2 separate regions of the Homo sapiens genome follow, and region 2 is linked to region 1. Evidence: chromatin contacts called from ENCODE Hi-C or POLR2A ChIA-PET data. All regions are on one chromosome and are shown on one strand. Each heading gives the region's core, a stretch centred on a gene start or an enhancer-like site at or near the end of the contact. The rest is flanking DNA. Distances are from core to core; before and after follow the strand shown.

Region 1 (4,306 bases), core at 843-3,342:
TTCCGTTTCTGGGGTCTCATTTCATCCTCTTTCTTGAACTTCTATTTCATTTTGCTAGGTACATATTCAAGAACTCGTTTAAGTTAACCTTCCCAAGTCCTTAAATTTCTGAAAATGTCTTTTTTTGTTCTCACATTTGAGTGATCATTTGGCTGTTATCAAATTCTGGATTAGAAACTCCGAACTTTGAATGTATTACTCCACTGCCTTCTACCAACTACTGCTGCTGTGAAGAAGTCCAATGCCAGCGGACTCCTATTCTTTTTAGGTAACAACTTCTATGTCTGGAGGCTTTTAGGGTTTTTTTACTCTTGAAATTTTAAAATTACAAAAGTTGAAACTAAACATAGATGTTCTTTCATCTAATCTTGGCAATCAGAATGCTTTTAAACAAAAGATTCAATTTTTCAAGAAAGAGAAATTTCTCCTTTTATTTCACTGATTATTTCCCCTTCTATGTTATCTAATACAGCTCCTGAAATTTCTTTCAGTCAGACGCTATCACTCTGTGTTCTCCAAATCATTCTTTCCTTGCACATTTTTCCATATCTTTTATCTTTTGCTCTAACATTCTGAGAAAGATTCAAGAAGTTTTATTTTTGTTACGCAGATAGCTAGACTTTTTCACTAGCTAAAGTAACTGATTTCTTCAAATTACTCAAATTTGTGCTAGATAACGAGATTACTATATGTCATGAACCTCATTACCGAAACTACAAATTTCTTAGTGCTGCCACAATACCAAAATTTGACAGTGTGGATAAAGCAAATAAAGCCAGTCCTTCCTTTTCTTTTTTCGTTTTTTGTTGTTGTTGTTGTTGTTGTTGTTGTTGTTTTTTGAGATGGAGTCTCGCTCTGTCTCCCACGCTGGAGTGCAATGACACAGACTCGGCTCACTGCAACCTCTGCCTCCTGGGTTCAAGTGATTCTCCTGTCTCAGCCTTCCAAGTAGCTGGGATTACGGGCACCCACAACCATGCCCGGCTAATTTTTCTATTTTTAGTAGAGACGAGGTTTCACCATGTTGGCCAGGCTGGTCACGAACTCCCGACCTCAGGTGATCCACTTGCCTCGGTCTCCCAAAGTGCTGGGATTACAGGTGTAAGCCACTGTGCCCGGCCAGTCCTTTACTTGAGACTACTTGTTTAAAAACTTGAAATATTTAATATATACTAGAGAGTTCAGGGAATTTTTTTTTTTTTTTTTTTTTTTTTTTTGAGACGGAGTCTCGCTCTGTCGCCCAGGCTGGAGTGCAGTGGCATGATCTCAGCTCACTGCAAGCTTCGCCTCCCAGGTTCACGCCATTCTCCTGCCTCAGCCTCCCGAGTAGCTGGGACTACAGGCACCCACCACCATACCCGGCTAATTTGAATCCAGGGATTATTAAAAACCGTCTGTAACACTAAAACAAGGTAACCCAAACTATTTAAGTTCATGTACTATACTTAAGAAAATCCTTTGTTCTTCTCGTCATTACTTAATTCTAATGCTTTACTGAGAGCAAGCAAAGCATAAGTAATTCTCAGTGACTAGGTGAATTAAATCAGAATTGAGATCACTAAATTACCAAGTAAATGATAAATGACAGCTGGTAAACTGTCTAAGAAACATTAACTGTATAATAAATTTATGAAGATGTTAATGTAAAGCAACAACTGCACAAGTCAATTTCAAAATTAACGGCATACAATGTTTTAACAATAAATGGCATTTTAGGGCCAGGCACAGTGGCTCACACCTGTAATCCCACCACTTTGGGAGGCCAAGGCGGGTGGATCACCTGAGGTCAGGAGTTCAACACCAGCCTGACCAACATGGTGAAACCTTGTCTCTAATACAAATACAAAATTAACCAGGTGTGGTGGCACATGCTTGTAATCCCAGCTACTCGGGAGGCTGAGGCAGGTGAATAGCTTGAACCCAGGAGGCAGAGGTTGCAGTGTGCCGAGATCGCGCCATTGCACTCCAGCCTGGGCAACAAGAAAGAAACTCTGTCTCAAAAAAAAAAAAATGCTGAAATGAAAGAGGAAATCAAATTAACTACAGATAACCTTTTTCTCTGAAAACACTGTTTTCAAAACAGCAAACCTCCCTGAGACGAATGTGATTAAGAGCAGACATTAACAGCAAAGTTATTATCCTTAAACTTTCACATCACCTGTAAATACTCAAACCAGAAACAAAACTGCCTGAATGTGAAACTGTTTACTAAAAACAGAAACAGCGTTCTAACGGCTAGAAGGGTTTCTACTGGCAGTTCATTATGCAAAAGGAGAGGTTCCTTCAGAGTCTGCCAAGCTCTTCTTAGGGGACCTTCTAACAAAAGAGAGATGAGACATCTTTTTAGATAAAAGATTTAATCTTTCACCTACATTTAGTCTACAAAACAGCCCTTGTGTTTACTAATTTTATCTAAACCACTCAGAATTACACTGGCTTTATCAAAAATTAGCTGAATCTGATTTTCCACTCTTACTTTCAATTGTGCCCCAATCTAGTCTTCTGCTTAAATTATCTAAGGTAGTATCTTGCACTCAGTCACTTTTCCAAAGTTATCATGCCAAGTTAGAACTAAGGCTTCCACTTTGAGCAAATCACCTCAACAGAGTATACATTTCCTAGTCCAGAGAGGTTAGCCAACAGACAGAAATAAAGTCACAACGGCCTAGAATAAATTCAATAAAAATCCAACACTGAATTGAATGACATATACATATATATACACACACACACTATATATATATATTCTGATATATATATATCAGAATACCTATGTCTTAGACAAATCTAGTCTTGCCTAGAATTATTCATGTAGACAATTATAACATTAATTTTGTAAGATTTACTGAAGACAGACTATATAATACTATGATTAAAAATATTGACTATGAAACATGATGGCCTAAGATCAAATCATGGCTTTGTTACTTCACCTGCTGTGTGACTTAAGCCAGTTATTTAAAGTCTCTTTGCTTCTATTTCCTCATCTGTACAATGGGGAAAGTAATTGTGCCCCTCTCCTGAGGCTAATATGAGAATTAAAAGAATTAATGTATGTAAAACGCTTAGAATAATTCCTGGGACATGGTAAGCACCATACCATTATGGATTGTTATTATTTATGAAAACAAATGGGGTGACTAGTAACTACCAGGTTTTCCCAAAGGTATACAGCCTTTAAAATTATCCAACGAGTTGTCTATGTAATCCAGCTCTGAGCTCTTGCTAGCTAATTCAGTCAACCAATTATTTACTCAGCATCTGCTTTATGCCAGGCATTATGCTTCCACTGTCAAAGTCCCAATTCTTTTACTGGTGAAAATTAGTTTGAACAGCCACTTATTATTAAAGTTTACAGTCTGCATGCCATTCTGAATTGTAATTAAATAATTATTTCTTATTGATTTTATTCTTGGTTACTTCCTTCTCCCCTTTTCCATTTATTTAAAAAGCCCCAACTTTTCAATAATAGAAAATTTCAAACACACACAAAGTTTGAAAAAAGAGTATAATGAATTCTATATGCTCATCATCCAGTTTCAACCATTAAACATAAGAAAAATGTTATCTATATCCCACCCCAGTTATTTCAGAGCAAATCCCAGACATATCATTTCCTTGTAAGTAATCAGTATTATCTTTTTTTTTTTTTTTTTTTGAAACGGCGTTTCACTCGTTGCCCAGGCTGCAGTGCAATGGCGCAATCTCAGCTCACTGCCACCTCTGCCTCCCGGGTTCAAGCAATTCTCCTGCCTCAGCCTCCCAAGTAGCTGGGTTTACAGGCATGCACCACCATGCCCTGCTAACTTTTTACATTTTTAGTAGAGATGGGGTTTCACCATGTCAGTCAGGCTGGTCTCGAACTCAGGTGATCCACCCACCTCGGCCTCCCAAAGTGCTGGGATTACAGGGGTGAGCCACTGCACCTAGCCTAAACAGTATTATCTCTAAAAGATAAAAACTCTTTAACACATCATAACATTATCACACCTAAAAATTAATTATTTGGTATCAAATAATCAGTGTTCAAATTTCCCCAAAGGTCACAAGTGATTTTGTAGATTTTTTAAATCAATCCAGATGTGGCAATTAGACAATGTGTTGATAAAATGAAGATGACCTTGATAGCAGTGTCCGTGGAGTTATAGCAGCCGAAAGCCAGATTGCAGTAGACCAAGAAATTAGCAGAAATAAGGAAATAAAGGTGATTGTGTAGGCTCTTCTTTTTTTTTTGAGAGGGGGTTTCGCTCTTGTTGCCCAGGCTGGAGTGCAATGGCGCGATCTCGGCTCACAGCAACCTCCACCT
Region 2 (4,510 bases), core at 1,964-4,463, 140 kb before region 1:
GCCTAAGGACTCAGGCCTTGTGCCCCTTCTCTTTTCTGTCTACATTTACTCCTTTAACGACTGTCTCCGGTCTCACAACTTTAAATACCATCTGTTCACTGACAATTCCCAAACGTCTGTTTCCAGCAATGACCACTCTGAAGTCCAGAATGAACATATTCAACTGCCTACTCAACATCTCCACTTAGATGACTAACAGACATCAAAAACTTATCATGTCCTTAACTGAACTCCGAATCTTCCCACAAACCTGCCCCTCCCACAGTTTTCTACTTCTCAGTTAATGGCAATTCCCTTCTTCTAGTTGCTCAAGCCCCAAACTTTGACAATAACCTTATTCTTACAATTCACTTTCAATCTGTAAGCAATTCTGTTTGCTTTTCCTAGAAAATACATCTAAAATTAAACTGCTTCTCCACCTTCACTTCTTTCCAGCCAGTTAAGATGTTATCATCTCATCTGAACTACAACACCTCCGTGATTAGTCTCCTGGTTTTCACCTACCCCACCCCACAGCAAACTATTCTTAAACACAGCAGCCAGAGAAGATTCTATTAAAACGTGAGTCAGGCTGGGCGCAGTGACTGACGCCTGTAATCCCAGCACTTTAGAAGGCTGAGACAGGCGGATCACCTGAGGTCAGGGGTTCGAGACCAGCCTGGCCAACATGGTGAAACCCTAACTCTACTAAAAACACAAAAAATTAGCTGGGCATGGCGACGGGTGCCTGTAATCCCAGCTACTCCGGAGGCTGAGGCAGGAGAATCGTTGGAACCCAGGAGGCGGAGGTTGCAGTGAGCCGAGATTGTGCCACTGCACTCCAGCCTGAGCAACAGAGTGAGACTCCAAAAGAAAAGAGGGGCGAGATGGGGTGGGGCAGGGCGGGCAAGGGCAGAGCAGGGCAGGAAAGGAAACAAAAGAAAACAAAAGACAATAAAGTAAAATAAAATAAAATAAAACAAACCTAAGTCAGATCATGTCACTCCTCTCCTCCTACCTTTCCATTGGTTATTTACTCACTGGGCTATTGCTCAAGGGAAGATTCATGTCGAGGCACATTTTGAACTCCACATCACTAACATAATGTCTTGTCATGTATTAGTTAGTTAGCAACTATTTGTTTACTAACTAAAACCAATCAAAGTAACCTAAGACGTAATTTTGGAAACTCTTAATATCAGATTACAGTTTGAGCTTACAGATACTAGAAAGTCACCACATGGATCCAAACAAACATACGATAATGTACATTCCAGGGCTCTTCCCATCTCTACACCAAATAATTATACACAGTTATGAACTAAGCCAAAGAACAAATCCAACATGATTGTTTTTTGGAATTTGAGAGCCATTTGCTGTTGTTGCACCAGAATTCTATTACTGTAATGAATTACTGTAATGACTTTTTCGCACTGCATTATCTTAGGAGAAAATAACAATGAAATGTACACACAAGTTCTCAATAAATATTGCTGTCTTGGGCAAACAGTGACTCCATGTTAGTGTTGTCTGTAACTCTCCTTCAGTCCCACAGTACAATTCCTGAGTAAATATAGACTTCTTCCTTTTCTAAAAAATATATTAACATCTAAAAATAAATTTATCCCAAAGTCTAATAGGAGAGTATATAAATTACGAGGATATTGCTCAAGATTGAGATGAACAATTACATTAAATTAAATTCACTTCTATTCAAAGTTTAATTCAAAGCATTTCCAAAATTACAGCAATCAAGCAGCAAAATTACCTTCCAAAACATATGGAAGTTGATTATTACAATTATCTTATTTCTGAAATAAGAGTATATAGTGTTGTTGCACAGATTAAATAAACTAGATAAAAGCCATTAGAACGGGGCCTGGCTCAGTTAGCACTCAATACATTAGATAGTATTTTACTAAAAGTGAAAATTACCAAATACTCTAATCCAATGTGAACTATTTAGAGCCATGCTTGAAGGGTCAACTTTGGAAACAGTAGCTGAGATAATACATATGAAGAGCCATTTGAAAAGGTAAAAGCAGTTAAGAAAAAAATTACATTACTTTTGAACTGTGATACATACAACACAGCTAACTGAAGGCAGCTGTAGTATCTTTTGACTGAGAATTTTATTTTGAAAAACCGTTATTCACACTTGTCACTATCTTTCAACAAAACAATGAGTTCTATCATTTCCACCAAACACAAACATTTCTCTGTACTTCAATAGGGCTAATCTGTTGTTTTTGAATCAAAAATACAGAGTTAAATAACTAAAAGTATAACTGGATTGTTTGTAACACAAAGGATAAGTGCCTGAAGGGATGGATACCCCATTTTCCATGTGATTCTTACATATTGCATGCCTGTATCAAAACATCTCGTGTACCCCATAAATATATACACCTATGTACCCACAAAATTTTTAAATTTAATTTTTTAAAAAATCACGGTTAAGTCTTGGTTCAGTCCACCATCAGACAGTCCTAATAGGTTAATAAGTGGATAGCAAACATCTCATTGCGACAAATACATCTTTATCAAGCCAAAACTGAACTGTAGTCAGCAAACATTGAGGACATTAAAGCTATTTTGAAACAAGTTTGAGTTACACTGAACTTATCCGGGTCATCAAGAAAAACTGCTCTCTTGGATTACCCACTACAGATTTCAGCTAAAGGTCGAAATTAGCCCACTATCTCAGATGAGCTAATACTGCAGCAGCAGGCAGTCTGTGAATGTGAATGATAAACGGAGCTAACACAGTAAAGTTACTCCCCTAGACGTTCCACTTTAGCCTCTCTCCCTAAGCAAGATTGAAAACAGCTGAAAATTGTGAAGACTTCAATGTTTTTTGATTTTTGTTTTTAATTTCTTCGTCTTCCAAGATTTGAGAAGGGGGTGGTTAACAAACGAAGAAAAAGAGAGAGACCGGAGCAAAAGAGAGAAATGAGGGGCCGGGGTAAGCCAAAGCCTGCAAGCAGCCCCAAAACAAGCGGAAGTGGGGGACCTGCCAACAATGCTGCCCCAACGAAGAGCTGTGAGAGACTGCATTCCTGGAAGGCTACGCAGCCAAACTCCGATTTTCTCAGTCTGCCCAGAGGATGACAGGGGAATCCCAGGAGAGGAAAAGCGGAGTTAAACAGGAGCAGGAGAAAAACTGAAACTACACCTTAGAAAAATACCTCACGGCCTTCGACTCCAGTCTCCCGGAAAGCGGTCGGGCAACGATGACGACAATGACGCGCCGGCTCTGCCCCCGCCACGAGCGGCGCTTCCCGATGATCTCACGCTGCTCGCCACGCCCCCTGCTCCTTAACTCTTCTCCAAAGGCAAATCTCATTTTGAGTAGCTCAGACCCATGTTGTGGGAGACGATTGCGGCGGCACTCGGAACTTTTGTCTACCTTTGTACCCGGCTAACACTCACCCCAAATACAGGTTGAGTGTATTTAACCAGGAAAAAAATCTTAGTTATCGAAACTTTGTTCGGGTTTTTACTTTCCCAGAAGCTTTTTTCAGGGCCCTCATTCTTTCTACCCTTTTATTGTCTGCCTCTAGATGAGCCTCTTAGAGCAGCTTCCCAGATTATCCGTGGGGAAGAACAGGTTCTTTATTAGATTATCCGTGGGGAAGAATGGGTTCTTTATTTTTCCAATCTGTCAGTAAAAGGTACTTCTATAAAATACAGTAAAAATGAATTAGTAGAAAAATGGGGAAAATATGTGCAAAATACAAGCCCAAATTTTTTATTAGTTTCAAATAAATGTAAAATTGCATTTCAATGTATGCAATCAGAACAAACATAATAGAAAATAAAGGCATTAACAGAAACTGTACATACTGTTCATTGAAAGTGTAGTATAAGCGATTGAGCATTGTCTTAACATTTGTAACTTGTCATTCCACGGCTGTAATTTGATAAAAAGTTATGCATGAAACAGTTGTCCGTATATTAAATGCATGTAAAAGCATTTTGAACAAGCACCATGTATGTAATATTTAAAGTTTTGGGGGAGGTTCCAAAGTGGCCGAATAGGAACAGCTCCAGTCTACAGCTCCCAGCATGAGCAACGCAGAAGATGGGTGATTTCTGCATTTCCAACTGAGGTACCGGGTTCATCTCACTGGGGCTTCTCAGACACTGGGTGCAGCCCACAGAGCAGGGCGAGGCATGACCTCACCCGGGAAGCACAAGGGATCAGGGAATTCCCTTTCTTAGCAAAGGGAAGCCATGATAGACGGTACCTGGAAAATTGGGACACTCCCATCCTAATACTGTGCTTTTCCAACGGTCTTAGCAAACGGCACACCAGAAGATTATATCCCGTGACTGGCTCAGAGGGTCCCACGCCCACGGAGCCTGGCTCACTGCTACCACAGCAGTCTGAGATCAAACTGCAAGGCAGCAGCGAGGCTGGGGGAGGGGCGTCTGCCATTGCTGAGGCTTAAGTAGATAAACAAAGTGGCCAGGAAGCTTGAACTGGGTGGAGCCCATCGCAGCTCAAGGAGGCCTGCCTGCCTCTGTA

The links. A loop is a pair of places that touch in the nucleus more often than their neighbours do. ChIA-PET counts read pairs that join two places held with the same protein, here RNA polymerase II (POLR2A). Pooled maps may share reads with other maps.
Region 2: a pooled map shows a loop between it and region 1 (2.9-fold over the local background). The contact joins the promoter of C1D here to the enhancer-like site in region 1. A Hi-C loop is called at or near these places in 5 of 50 pooled maps. POLR2A ChIA-PET finds 5 or more read pairs at or near these places in 2 of 52 experiments (PC-9 and activated T-cell).

The regions. Positions count from the first base shown.
Region 1 is chr2:68,201,604-68,205,909 of GRCh38, forward strand. The region is part of intron 2 of PPP3R1 (protein phosphatase 3 regulatory subunit B, alpha); the gene reads right to left. Among named protein-coding and RNA genes, the nearest start is that of PNO1, 46 kb to the left of the region's middle. RefSeq lists an enhancer at 3,965-4,306. Within about 2 kb of position 2,093, at least 4 of the 41 ENCODE cell types and tissues checked have a DNase peak (open chromatin) inside an H3K27ac peak, as active enhancers do.
Region 2 is chr2:68,059,791-68,064,300 of GRCh38, forward strand. C1D (C1D nuclear receptor corepressor) reads right to left here and starts at 3,214. Exons shown (of 5, transcript NM_173177.3): 1 at 3,168-3,214. RefSeq lists enhancers at 2,782-3,981, 2,903-3,312, 3,065-3,565.